Linked DNA regions of Homo sapiens: region 1 is linked to region 2. Evidence: read pairs that join two places in POLR2A ChIA-PET (ENCODE). Cell type or tissue: A673. All regions are shown on one strand. Links, peaks and the distances in the headings refer to the core of each region. The heading gives the core; the rest is flanking DNA.

Region 1 (7,125 bases), core at 1,552-4,051, 200 kb before region 2:
TATTGATGGGCATTTGTGTTGGTTCCAAGTCTTTGCTATTGTGCATAGTGCCGCAATAAACATATGTGTGCATGTGTCTTTATAGTAGAATGATTTATAATCCTTTGAGTATATACCCTGTAATGGGATTGCTGGGTCAAATGTTATTTCTGGTTCTAGATCCTTGAGGAATCATCACACTGTCTTCCACAATGGTTGAACTAATTTACACTCCCACCAGCAGTGTAAAAGCCTTCCTATTTCTCCACGTCCTCTCCAGCATCTGTTGTTTCCTGATAGGTGCAGCAAATCACCATGGCACATGTTTACCTATGTAACAAACTTGACAATATTGCACATGTATCCCTGAACTTAAGATAAAAGAAAATTTAAAAAATCAAAGGCAAAGAATTTTGAAAAAAGCAAGAGAAAGTCATTTGTCACTTTCAAGGAGGGCTCCACAAGACTACTGGCAATTTTCTTAATAGAAACTTTGCAGGTTAAGAGAGAGCTGGATGATATAGTCAAAGAAAATATTAACAAAGAATGACTTACTCAGGGAAGTTGTCCTTTAATGATGAATTGGAGATACCTTCTAACAAACAAAAACTGAGGGAGTCTGTCACCACTACACCTGCCAAAGAGTGCTAAATATTCTTCAAGTTGAAAGAAAATGATGATAAACAAAGTAAAAATCTAACTGCTAAATACAAATATAAAGAAAGAAAAAGTATTGTAAAACTTTAATGGTGGCATGTAAATCACTTTTAACACTATATAAAATAGAAGACACAAGTAGTAAGAATAGCTATAACAACATACAGTTCTTCATGCAAACACAACATAGAAAGAAATAAAATCTGATGGCAATAACATAGTGTTTGTGTGTGGGGGATGGCAAAGTATAGAGTATGCATGCAATTCAAGTTGCTATTAGCTTAAAACAGACTGCAGTAACTATAAAATGTTTGATGAGAGCCCTGTAAAATATACAGTAGATTCATAAAAAATTAAAATAATCAAAGCACATCACTACAAAATATCAAATCTCAAAGAAACACAGAAGAAGAGAGAAACAAGAGAAACACAGAATGGACAGAAAACAATAAACAAAAGCAAGAAAGAGTATGTCCTAATCTATCAATAATTAATGTAAATGAACTAAATTCCCAAATCAAACAGAGTGGCTAGATGGATTTAAAAAAGCAATTACATGCCTATCTTTAAGAAACAGGATGCTTGTGAGAAAAAGTTTCCTTTGTAACCAGACCAGCTAAGACTGGTTAGAATCCATTTAAAAATGGCAAGAATAAGTCCTTACCTATGAGTTATTACTTTATATGTATGTAAATGGACTAAACTTCTAAATCAAAAGATATGTAGTGGCTATGTGGATTTAAAAAAAGATCATATTATATGCCATCTACAAGAGACTCACTTTAGATTTAAGAACACATGAAGCCTGAAAATAAAGCAGTGGAGGAAAATAGTTTATTCAGTGATGACCAAAAAAGAACATATCAGACAAAATAGCCTTCAGTAAAATGTGTCAAAAGAGTCAATAAGGTCATTATATAATGATAAAAGACTTTATTCAACAAGAAGATGTAACAGCTATAAAGATGTATGCACCCAACATCAAAGCACTTAAGTATAGAAAGCACACAATGACAGATATGAACGGAGAAATAGACAGGAATATGATAATAGCAGAAAACTTCAATTCCTCACTCTCTATAATGAGTAGGTCATCCAGGCCGAAAGTTAATAAGAACACAGCAGAACTTAACAATGTTATAGACCAAATGGAGTTAACAAATATATATACATACATATTCAGAACTTTTCACTCAGCAACAGAATACACATTCTTCTCAAGGGCAAGTAAAAAATTCTCCAGGATAGATCACATTTCAGGTCATAAATAAATCTGGACAAATTTAAGAAGATTAAAATCATTTCAAATATCTTTTATGACCACAAAGGAATGAAACTAGAGATCAATAATAGCAGGTACATGGGAAAATTCAGGAATACGTGGAAACTAAACATTTCCACATTGAGCAAACATTGAGTCAGAGAGGAAATCAAAAAGAAATTTTAAAAAATATATCTAGACACACAAAAACAAAAATACAACATAACAAAACTTACAAGTTGCAGCAAAAGCAGTGCTAAGAAGGAAGTATAAAGCTATAAACATCTATGTTAAAAAATTGAAACTATCTCAAATAACCTTAAACCTTAAGGAACTAGGAAAAAAACACAATATGTTGGTGTGTTAAACCCCAAATTAGAAGAAGGAAGGAAGTAACAAAGATTTGACTAGAAATAAATCAAATAGAGAATAGAAACACAATAAAAAATCAACAAAAATAAGAGTTTGTTTTATGAAAAAAACAAAATTGAGAAATCCTTAGTTACATTAACCAAGAAAAAAAGAGATAAGACTTTTCCTGTGATTTTTCTTCTGGCTTTGGTATCAAGATAATGCTGATCTCATAAATTAAATTTGAAAGTGTTCCCTTGTCTTCAATTTATTGAAAGAGTTTGAGAAGAATTGGCATTAATTCTTTAAATGTTTGGTAGAATACACCAGACACCTTTGTTCTTAGTAACTACCAGTTGTCCAGAGAGTGCAAGATCCAGTCAGCACCCTGAAACAAGTGAGGCAGAAGCTATTTGCTCAGGTAGCCTGACTTCTGATACACCTCTTTCCCTCCTTAGGGAAATGCTGAGAGCTAGAGTTTGCCTTAACTGCTGGCATCTGTGATGAACCTTGGAGACAGGCTGCATTGGAAGAGTGCAGTGTATCTTTTTCCCTCTCCAGGGAGAAGTTAGGAGGGTCTCCCTCCCTCCCTCCCTCCCTCCCTCCCTCCCTCCCTTCCTTCCTTCCTTCCCTTTTCCCTCCCTATTTCTCTCCCTCCCTCCCTCTTCCCCTTCTTTCTTTCTCTCTCTCTCCCTTTCTTTCTTTTCTGTCTCTGTACTGAGCTATTTTGTCTACATTGCCTACTCTGTTCTCACTGGCCCTTAATGATCAGAGCATGCTATGTCTTATGTCCTGTCAGTGCTATGAGACAGGCTAGATAGAAGTCAGTCCTCTGCATAACCTGTGGAAAATATGGGGCACTGGATGCATGGTGTACCCCAATGCCCTTCCCAAGGAGAAGCTTTTATTCCAATTGCATGATGCTCTGCCAGAAATAGAGATTACGGTACAAGGATAATGCAAATGTTCCTACCAGATTCCATGTGGCTGGTTTTATGCTAGACTGGGGTGTAGGAACATTATAACTAGGTTGAGAAGTGTCACAAATAGAATCTGTCCATGAATTGTTGTAGAATTACTTTGTTCATGGGGAAAGGAGGATCTAGGGCTTCCTGTTGCACCATCTTGCTGACTGAGAAACTGAAGCTTATTTCTGGCTCTGCATGGCTGATGTACAATCCCCAGAGTGAAAAGAAAACTTGAGTAAAATATTGAGTCTCTAAGGAACTAAAGGCAGATTATGGTCCAGGGTGGAAATACAATTCCCCCGTTTTCCTGTTACTCTTAAAATCTGTTTCCTGGGGAAGAGACTGAGCAAGCTTCTATCCTCTTTAGAACAACTTGTATTATTATCATTAAACTCATAGTAAGTCTTCTGGTGTCTCATTAAATGGCATATATGATAACAATAAAGACTTTATTTTTTCTGATGCTTGAGAGGATTCAAAGCAATAATAATAAATTAGATGATCTGTAGTTCAGAAAAAATTTCAGAACATACTGGAAATAGAGTTTGGGCTGCACCTTCTTAGAAGCAAAAAACCCAAAGCCTCAGACCCTGAAATTGCCCTTCCAGGACCACTGGGTAAGTAATCAACAGTACGCACCAAGGTTGTCTGGCATGAGAGGGTGTATTTCTGAATTCTATTTATATTACTGTCTTGCTTTGAAACGGAATTACAGGGATATAACATATTGCCTTTTATTTTACACCTTGTCAGTCTTGAGATTCAAGTGCAACTGATGTAAGAATCTATTTAAAGTGGGAGCTGGGAATGTTCAGAGAAAACAGAGAAAGCGGTGGATGCGGTATTTTGGTCAGTAATTCCCTCTCCATGAATGAAAATCTACCTCTTCTAGATTTATGGCTTTTTCTGTGACTTGGAGTAGTAATATAACCTTTTCTAGACTTGGTTCCCCTACCTGTGTATTAGAAACAAGATTCTTTCTCCCTCCCACACCACAGTCTAATCTGCATTGGAGATGGGCACCAGGTCGCAAAGGTCTCTGCTTCCAATTTTAACGGTGAGGGAGGACTCAAGTGAATGAAGAAATAATGAGATGAGGGAAGGATGATTCTGTCCCCATTCATCCTTTTTCTCCCTTATTCTATCACTTCTTAAGAGTTACGTTTGCATATGGGAGAACCAGCCTTCACTCCATAGGCTAAGTTGGTGCTATATCTGGTTTAGTAAGATTCTACCATGGGTAAGTCAATGTCACTCAGTAACATAGTAGTGGTAAAGGCAGATTCTGTGGGTCCACATCAGTCTAGTTTCAGACAATCTCAACAATATTCCAAGGTGTGGGAGAAAACACCATGGGAAGTTCTGGGTTGTCCTCTTATGCAACCCTTTTCTCCTGTGTCCATAGATTCCCTTAGAGTAGAATGGCTCCTGGAAATGGCTCTTTGATGAATGAATTCATTCTGGTGGGGTTAACAGACTAGCCAGATCTTTAACTCCCTCTGTTCTTCATGTTTCTTGTAATGTATGTTGTCACTGTGATAAGAAACTTTGTCTTGGTAATTCTAACTATGCGAAATTCACGTCTTCACACTCCCAAGTACTTTTTCCTTTCTAAATTGTTCTTCACAGACCTCTGTTATTCTTCTGTGTTTATACTCCAACTTCCGAGGAAGTGTATTTCAGAGGAGAATGTTATCTCCTACATGGTTTGCATGATCTAGCTTTTCTTTTTCTTTTTCTGTTTTTTTTTTTTTTTAATTTATTTCTGAATGTTATATGCTGACGTCAATGGCCTATGATTGCTGTGTGGCCATCTGTTACCCACTTCTTTATCACATTGCCATGTCCCCTAAAGTGTGTTTCAGCCTTATGCTTGGTTCCTACTTCCTATCCTTTTCTGGGGCCATGGCCCACACTGGATGCATGCTGAGGCTGACCTGTGATGCAAACACCATCAATCATTACTTCCGTGACATCCTCCCTGTGTTCCAGCTCTCCTGCACCAGCACCTACATCAATGAACTGGTGGTTTTCATTGTGGCAGGCATCAATACCATTGTGCCCACTGTCACCGTCTTTATCTCTTATGGTGACATCCTCTCCAGGATCCTCCACATCAGTTCCAATGAGGGAAGGTCCAAAGCCTTCAGCACTTGCAGTTCCCACATAATTGCTGTTTCTCTGTTCTTTGGATTAAGTGCATTTATGTATCTCAAACCATCTTCTGCTGGGTCTATGGATGAGGGAAAATTCTCTTCTGTTTTTTATATGAATGGGCTTCCCATGATGAGCTCCTTAATCTACAGCTTAAGGAGGAAAGATGTTAAATTTGCCATGGGAAAATCTCTGAGTAGGAGAATGTTTTTGCCATAAACAACATTTCTCTGTGTATGTAGTTACAGGATGGGGATTCTCTGTATTTTATTATAATAATTGAGGAGGAAATAATTTTTCCTATTTGTTATCATGATGATGGTTAGTTGAGTATCATCCTGTCAATTTGTCTCCAATTTTTTATAGTAGATTTTTCCCCTCACCCTTTGCACATCTTTCCCCTTTTCATCATTTTTCCTGTGTAATAATAAAGAAAGTTTTTCTCTTTTTCCATTGTCATTATGGACTTCCTTTTTTCTTCTAGAAAAGATGATTGGTTTTTCAAATGATCAAGTAAAGTAAAATTAGGATAACAATGTTCCGCTGCATGTAAGAGCCTGACAACCTGTCTCTACTCGTCTTTCCATCCTCCACTGGGCAGCATCATGCATCCTTTAAACGTCAGCGTTTTCCAGACAGACAAGGTTCAACAAGACTTAACAAATACAGCCCACTTTGCAGTTTTAAATACTACACATGAAGCTTCTTTTGGCATTAATTTTACGTTTACCTTGGTATACCCCAAATAGCTTATATAGATCACCAGTATACACTGATTGCATCTATGAGGTGCTGAAACTAAGAGATGCTAATGATTCCCTTAAAGTCACACAATTTCTTTATAAAAAAGCCTAAAAAAATAAGTTAATAGACTCCTGATTTCAAGTCTACTACTTTTTCTGGTATGCTTTATTATTTCACTTATTAAACACGAGATACTATATGAGAAAACATTTCTTTTGGACAGTTGAGTGCACTTTGTTTCTAGATGATAAATAATCTCAGGATGGTTGTTGCTTTAGTTTTTTGTTCTGGGAAATTGTGTTTTTGGGTGAAATTGTGAAAGTGGAGATCTATTAAGCTGGGGTAGTTGCGAATTGATTGGCTCAAGTAGGGAGTTGATGTATTTTACAAAATCAAAAAGTATATTGAAATATTTTCTGGTGTTTATAACTCAGAGAATAGAGGCATAGGAGAGAAAAGAGCCTACCAATTTGTCATTTAGGCAAGAATCCAAAGAGACACATAGCCAATATACAAGAGGTCCCTCTGTGGGGATTATCAATTAGGATTTAGAAACCATCTGAAATTCTCAATTTAAATTCTCAGTCTGAATTTGTATCTGTTCTGTAAATTACTGTAACTATATTTTATTAGCATAAAGCTTTGATAAAATTTGTAATCCAAAACGACTATACATTAAATAATGTTTCGAGGAGTGAATGTGAGAAATCTATGGTCATATTTGTGGAGAACCAGGAAGGGAAAGAAAGGAAACTTCAACCAGAAAAATAATGAGTGGCAATTGGATTTCAAGTTAGGAAAGAGGAACTTAGAAAGTAGAACAATGGAAAATTAAAGCTTCTACCTATGACTCCTTTTTCTCTAAATTGGAAGGCCTTACAAATACTATGGTGATCATAGAATTTTTCTGAGTAGGACGAAGGCATAAGTTATCTGATATTAAAGAAAGGTTAAACCTGAGGGCTGGAGGACCTGCAGACAACTAAATCACTCATGGTTTTGTGGCTTTCA
Region 2 (7,125 bases), core at 2,710-5,209:
GCTGGGACTACAGGCACCCGCCATCATGACCAGCTAATTTTTGTATTTTAGTAGAGATGGGGTTTCATCATGTTGGCCAGGCTGGTCTCGAACTCCTGACATCAGGTGATCTACCCACCTTGGCCTCCCAAAGTGCTAGGATTACAGATGTAAGCCACCGTGCCCTGCCCAAAGCCAGCCTTTCTAACGTGGGATCACAGTACAGTTGCCCCTGTTTGGATTCCCCTACCTACCTTCGCATCTCATTCACATGCTGCTTCTTCACACCCAGGGCCTGTTTCCAGGTCTAAGCCTGGCAGGCAGGGTTTGGAAGTGATACAGCACACTAGTATCTCTGCTTTACCCATAAGAGACTGCCTCAAGTCCCAGCCAGATGCCTTTCTCTTTATACAACCTCCTTATGGTTCAGAAATAACAGGATGCTGTTTAAATAAATTGGGATGCACCGCCACCACCACCACCAACAACAACAACAAAAAAACACTTTTTGTTTTTCTTTTCTTTTCTTTTTTTGAGAGAATGATTTTTTAAATTGAGGTAAAATTTACATAACAAAAAATGAACTATTTTAAAGTGAACAGATCAGTGGAATTTTGTACATTCACATTCACGTTGTACATAGCACATTCACAGAGTTGTGCAATCATCACCTCTACCTAGTTCCGAAACATTTTCATCACCCCACAGTCAAACTAAAAAAAAAAAAAAAGGTCAATTTCCTCTGTTTTAATGGATTTACCTGCTCTGGATATTTAACAGGAATGGAATCACACAATATGTGACCTATTGTGTCTGGCTTTTTTTTCCACTGAGGATTAGATTTTCAAGTTCATCCACATTGTAGGAGGCATTCTTCATTCCTTTTTGACTGAATAACATTTTTAACAACTTGTAGATGCATAAAAATGAGGGCTTATCCAATGCAGGCATTTGAGGATATAGTCACTGTAGTCAAGATGAATAAATGTCATGGTGTGAGGGAAATGAAGAGGAGGAGGGGATGTAGGAGGATGAAGAAAATACAGATTGAGAAGCAGAAGCTCCAAGCTGTTCTGCCTACTGAGAAGAGTTTCTCTCAATCTCTCTCTCTCTCTCTCCCTCCCTCTCAAGCAGTATGATTTCCTCAAAAGAGCACAGGCCCCAGAGTCACAAAACCAGCTCTAGAGTCCTCATTCTGCCATTCACAGCTTACATGTCCTTGGACAAGTTACTTTGAGTTTTAGTCTCCACACTGTAAAATGGAAATAATAATACCTGTGCCCTCAATTTCAAAAATATGTGTGACAACTAAATAAAAATGGTTATAAGCTATGAAGTGTGGTTGAAGCGCTAGTTACTTATTTCTCTCTACAACTGCTCAGGAAGGAAGCCCAGCTGATATAAGACCTTCCTTAGTGATAATTTCACCTCCTTATTCCTGAGACTGTAGATTAAGGGGTTCAGCATGGGGGTGACCAGGTTATTCAGAATTTGAACAGTTGCATCCAACCACAGGCTGTGGGTAGGCCTCAGGTAAATGAGGACCACTGGCATGTAAAAAAGCAGGATGGCGGTGAGGTGGGCGCTGCAGGTGGAGAAGGCACGGCGTCGGCCCTCGGCAGAGCAGATCTACAAGATGGAGAAGACGATGCCACTGTAGGAGGTGAGGATGAGAAGGAAACAGCTGAGGGGCATGAGGCCCACACTGATGAACCCCACCATCTCCAGGGCTGAGGTATCTGCACAAGCCAGCTTCAGCATGACTGGGATATCACAGAAATAATAGTCCACCTCATTGGGGACACAGTAAGGCAATTGGAAGGTGAGAGTGGTCAGAAAGGTGGCCTGAATGCAGCCAAAGAATGAGGTCCCCATGGCTAGGATGATACATGCTCTGTGGCTCATGATTATGGTGTAGCGTAGAGGGTGACAAATGGCAACAAAGCGGTCGTAGGCCATCACCGTGTACAGGAAACACTCAGTGCAGCCCAGGAAATGGTAGAAGAAGAGCTGGGATGCACAGCCTGCATAGGAGATGGCTCGGCTGTTCCCTGAAAGATAGCACAGCATCTTAGGGGAACTCACAGAAGGGAAAAATAGGTCAAAAACAGACAGCTTGCACAGGAAGAAGTACATGGGCGTGTGAAGCCGAGCAGAGGAGACAATAGCCAGCAAGATGAGCAGGTTCCCCATAAGGGTGAAGATGTAGAAGGACAAAAACAGGACCAACAGAATAGTCTCCAGACCCTCCGTGTGAGGGATGCCCAGCAGGATGAATTCGGACACCACCGAGAAATTCCTCATGGCTGTGAAAACATCCAACCTTGAAAAGGTACCCAAGACACCAAAGTCTAAACACCAATGTCAAGTTCTCAAGCTTTTTGCTGATGAGTGCTTTGGCTATGTTTTTAACAAGGAACAACCTGCCTTCTTATGAAAGGCAAGAGAGAGATCCATGTAAAAAAAAATCAGATAATAAGGAAATGCCTATTTTAGAGTCAGTCTATTCGACTCATGGAAGGGATGCTTTGTAAAGGCAGATTCTTGTCTTCTACAGGATGAGAAGTTTAGAGGCATATTTAAAACACTTTAGCTTAAGTTAGAAGCCTATGTACCATGGATTTATTCTTTTTGAGCATATTTACTATTTGAACTCTTGTGATGTCTTTACATAAGAAACTTCCACTATTCATTGCCCTCTGCAATGTAACAGAAAAATAATTAGGTTAGAAACCAGAAAACTTAATATGAATCCTGGCCTTTCCATTTATTAGCTATACTTGTTAAAACAATTTACATGACGTCTTTCATAGACTTAGTTTCATCATCTGCCAAATGGAAATCATACTTATTATAACAACATCGGTAACACAAATATCCTAGTATTATAGTAAAGTTTATGAAGTATCTGCTAAAATGTCTGGCAAAACTATGAACTATAATGAAAGGTTTTTTTCTCTTTTTCCATAAGTTATTGGGGTACAGGTAGTATTTAGCTACATAAGTACGTTATTTAGTGGTGATTTGTGAGATTTTGGTGCACCCATGACCTGAGCAGTATACACTGCACCATATTTGTAGTCTTTTACCCCTTGCCCCCTCCCACTCTTTCCCCCAAGTCCACAAAGTCCATTGTATCATTCCTATGCCTTTGCATCTTCATAGCTTAGTTCCCTCTATTTTATATATCTTAAACTTAATTCTTTAAGCACTTTCCTTTAATGTGCATATCCTGTAATTATTTGCAAAAAAATATTTTATTAAATAACATTGTTGAATAGATTTAAGATTACATACTCTTCAGATTACATCTTTCTGGACTTGAAAGGTCGAAGATCTTTAACTCTAATAAGAGAGGCTGTTCTGGTTCTTCTTGTTCTTATAGTCATTTCTAAGCTGACTTAAGATGACTGAAATATTGAGAAACAGTATCAGCAAGGAAAGCATCCAATTCATGTTACCATAATGAAGTAAGAAATACAGTGATCCATGTAAAGAAAGGCAAAGAACAGCACTAATGAGGTAGGTTATGTAAGTCAGGAGCAGGGTATAATGCCTGAAAGATTCAGGGATCTCTCATTACTCACTTAGTAATAATAATGGTAACACACACACACACACACACACACACACACACACACGCACACACTCACACCATTTAATGAATACTTACTGTGTTCCAAGGACAGGCTCAGCATTTTAAAATTTGCTGTTTATTTTTGAAGCATACCTATAAAAAGAAATTACTATTATTATTACTGTTCTTATCTATAGATAGGAAGGTGAAGCTTAGAAAAATCAAGCAAATTTCTCAAGCTTGAAAAGCTAGTATGTGACAGATTGGTTTAATTCCATTTCCTGTGCCCTCAATCATTAGGAAATTGTGCCTTCTGTTTGCCTCTGCTTTCTAAGACAGCCTGTCCCATTGCTCGGCAATGACACGCTTTCCAGATGCATTGACATCATTGCTTTATATTATGGTAGGAAAAGTCTTCATGTCCTATTTCCTCCTGGTCGTTTCCAGTCTTGACTTTAGAGCCCACTTGATAAATACTTCATTTAGTTTTAGAGATCACATAACAGGTGTTTTCTATCCCTTTAACACTAGATCTTAGTATCAGCTCCAATACAGGAGCTTTCAAGTTGCAGAGCCACGTTCAACATGGGGATCCCAATCATAAGCTGTGGCAAGTGTCATGGAAAAGCATCTCTAAAGAGAGCGACCAAGCCAGAATGAGTCACCCACATATTACCCAAGAACTGGGCAAAAGTAAAGACAATATAGAAACAGTGACATTCTGGGGAAGAAATGCTTCTGCAGTCTGCCCCGTGTTATTAATTCTAGCCACACCTGAATCGTCTCTCTGAGCAGCGCAGATTCCTGTGAGCTTTCATCTCCTTGGTCAGCAAAGGCAAGAAAGAGAGAATCTGGTTTTGCCAATGATCAGACACCATGATATACTGTGATTCCATAATTTGATTTTTAAGTCCATTTCAGGAAGAAGTCACCAAAGACCAGGAAATTCTCAATGTGTGAACCCATTAGTGTGTGAGGGGAAGAGGCTAACAATGAGACATGGGTAGAAGTTTGAACACTCACACAGTCCACCTGAGAATATAGTCAAGTTTTCCAACTGTTATAACAAGATCTCACATTTACTTTTTCTCAGCAGAGCACAATGTGCTCCAGCCAAAGGAGCCTTAATTCTCCTATTTATAAAGAATCAAGTCTCATAGGATTTGTACAATCAAGACCTGTACACACTCACTCTCTCTGGACTGCTTTCTTGAAAGTTCTTCTCAGATCCCCTTAAGCCCTACTTGGGACTCAGTGATACTTCTGAGGGAGCAATTAGTTTGTCAATAACATTCATCACCCAATCACGAGATAACAGTAATAATATCATTGGAAAGGGATGCTCTAAAGTGGGAAATATGTTCCCCCAAGACTGTTTGCATAGTAGAAAAACACCAGTTTTAACATTAGATCGTTTGCATTGCTATCCCTTTGTTTAGTTGTCTTTTACACCTTCAAGTCTTTGCTCCAATTCAGCTCAATATCATAAGCTCACGATCTCATGATAGTTCGTGTTACCATTTGCCTCATCACTTTTGAAATTGTCTATACATGCCTGTGACTATATGGCTATATCTAATAAACATCACTATTCAAGACAGAAGCCTAATCAGTAGATATTTATTATGCATCTACTATCATGATGTATCTTCAGGTCATTACTCCTAAAGAATAACAGTCTCACATACTGCACACATTGCTGGGAAGATGACTAGTATAAATAGAGGAGCTATAAACCAAAAAACAATAAACTAAAATGCCATTAGTTAATTAACAATCCACTGTAAGCACTTACCATAAACTGTCATGCTAATTTGTTTAATTCGTTGTTACATTTAATCTCCAAATGAAACTTTATAAAGTAGACGGTATTATTTGACAAAGAAACTGAAAAACAGATTAAATAATCTAGAGATTACACAACTAGAAAGTAAATGAGCTGAGACTGTAATCTCAAAGCCAATTCTTTTCAGCACTAGGCTATGCTGAGTTACAGAGATTTGAGTCTTGCACCAAAAGAAGAGAAAGAGAGATTTAATGTGGTCTTCAAATGCTTGCAAAGCTGGTGGGTAGACTCAATATGAGTTATTTTACACAGACTCAAGAATCATGGGCAGATATAGTAGAAAGATAGATTTATTTTCAATGTAAAAAGGAATTGTTTAATTATTAGAAAATGTACATCAATGAAATAAGCAACCTTTTGATGTAATGATCTCATCACTGGAAGTATTCAAGAAGAGGTAAAGAGAACCATCTTTCAGGTATACCATTAAGGATATTCTCAATTTGAATGAATAACATAAATTCAAAAAACTTAAAGTTTTTTCTTAGTATAAAATTATTTGATTTTATTTCCACCATAAAATTTTTCAAAGATACTGACCTAACACAATAAAAGTGGAGCTTTAAATTAATGATGATAATTCAGCTAACCCCTAAAGCAAAAGCAATTATGAATATGTCCATAGTAGTTACAAAAGTAGTTACAAAGTTTACAAAACTATTACCATTGTAATACCAAAGCTGTTGCTGAAGCATTTTTAAAAGAAGAGAAAAGCAGGTTGTGGAGCGTGTACAGATACTGCTCAGATAGGGTCTCAGAGGGTGGACACAGTTTGTTGGGATGTCTTAGTAAGTACATCACATTTTTAATAATAGCTAACATTTTCTGTGGATTTGCTATATACTGGAATTGTGATGAGGGCTCTGTATTTAATATCTTTCAATATTTACCAAAAATGTATTTCTATCTATTTTTTTATAGTAGAAAGCTTAATCTCAAAGAGTTTAATCAACATAACTAAGGTAACAGAGTTGGTTAATGATGGGGTTGTATCTCAAATCCAGAATAATATGACTTCTCCCTTTGTGTTATGAAGACAAATAAGTTTATCACTAATTTTGATTTTCAAATACTCGTTAATAACTAATACCACCTAACATTTGTAGTTGTTCTAGTTTTCCAATACACTTTTCTGTAGTTTTAATTAATTCTTAAGAGCTGTGTCAGGTGGGTTTTCTTAACTCCACTTTACAAATAAGGACGTTAAACCTCAGAGCAATTCTGGCTTTTCTAAAGTTAGACAGTAGAAGAGCAGGCATTCCCAGGTTTAGCTCTCTTTCCACTACATCATCACTGCTTCCCAAAGTGACACCATACAGAAAGCAGCTGTCTCTGGATGAGAGATGAATTATTAATAGATTCATTTGAATATTTGGTTAAGCCTTCTATATAACCTTATGGTTATTACTGTTTTTATCCTGGATTCCTTGACAAGATTATGGCATCAAAATATAATGAGATAGGCTGGGCACGGTGGCTCATGCCTGTAATCCCAGCACTTTGGGAGGCGGAGGCAGGTAGATCACTTGAGGCCAGGAGTTCCAGACCAGCCTGGCCAACATGGTGAAACCCCATCTCTACTAAAAATGCAAAAAATAGCCTGGCATGGTGGCACATGCCTGTAATGCCAGCAACTCGGAGGCTGAGGTCGGAAAATTGCTTAAACTAGGGGAGCAGAGGTTGCAGTGAGCCGAGATCATACCACTGCACTCCAGCCTGGGTG

The links. Peaks named below come from ENCODE experiments on the same cell type or tissue, not always from the same donor. Only the 100,000 strongest peaks of a DNase experiment are listed, where the experiment ranks them.
Region 1: POLR2A ChIA-PET joins it to region 2 with 6 read pairs; 2 of 35 experiments call an interaction of 5 or more read pairs at or near these places.

The regions. Positions count from the first base shown.
Region 1 is chr11:124,356,012-124,363,136 of GRCh38, reverse strand. It overlaps the pseudogene OR8B5P. Among named protein-coding and RNA genes, the nearest start is that of OR8B2, 25 kb to the left of the region's middle. In A673, for the core only: no CTCF peak of the experiment used is centred there; DNase peaks (open chromatin) are centred at 2,776 and 3,336; H3K27ac peaks cover 2,461 bases.
Region 2 is chr11:124,153,579-124,160,703 of GRCh38, reverse strand. LOC124902778 (a long non-coding RNA gene) reads right to left here and starts at 3,747. Exons shown (of 2, transcript XR_007062930.1): 1 at 3,653-3,747; 2 at 3,218-3,389. It also overlaps the pseudogene OR10D1P. In A673, for the core only: no CTCF peak of the experiment used is centred there; no DNase peak of the experiment used is centred there.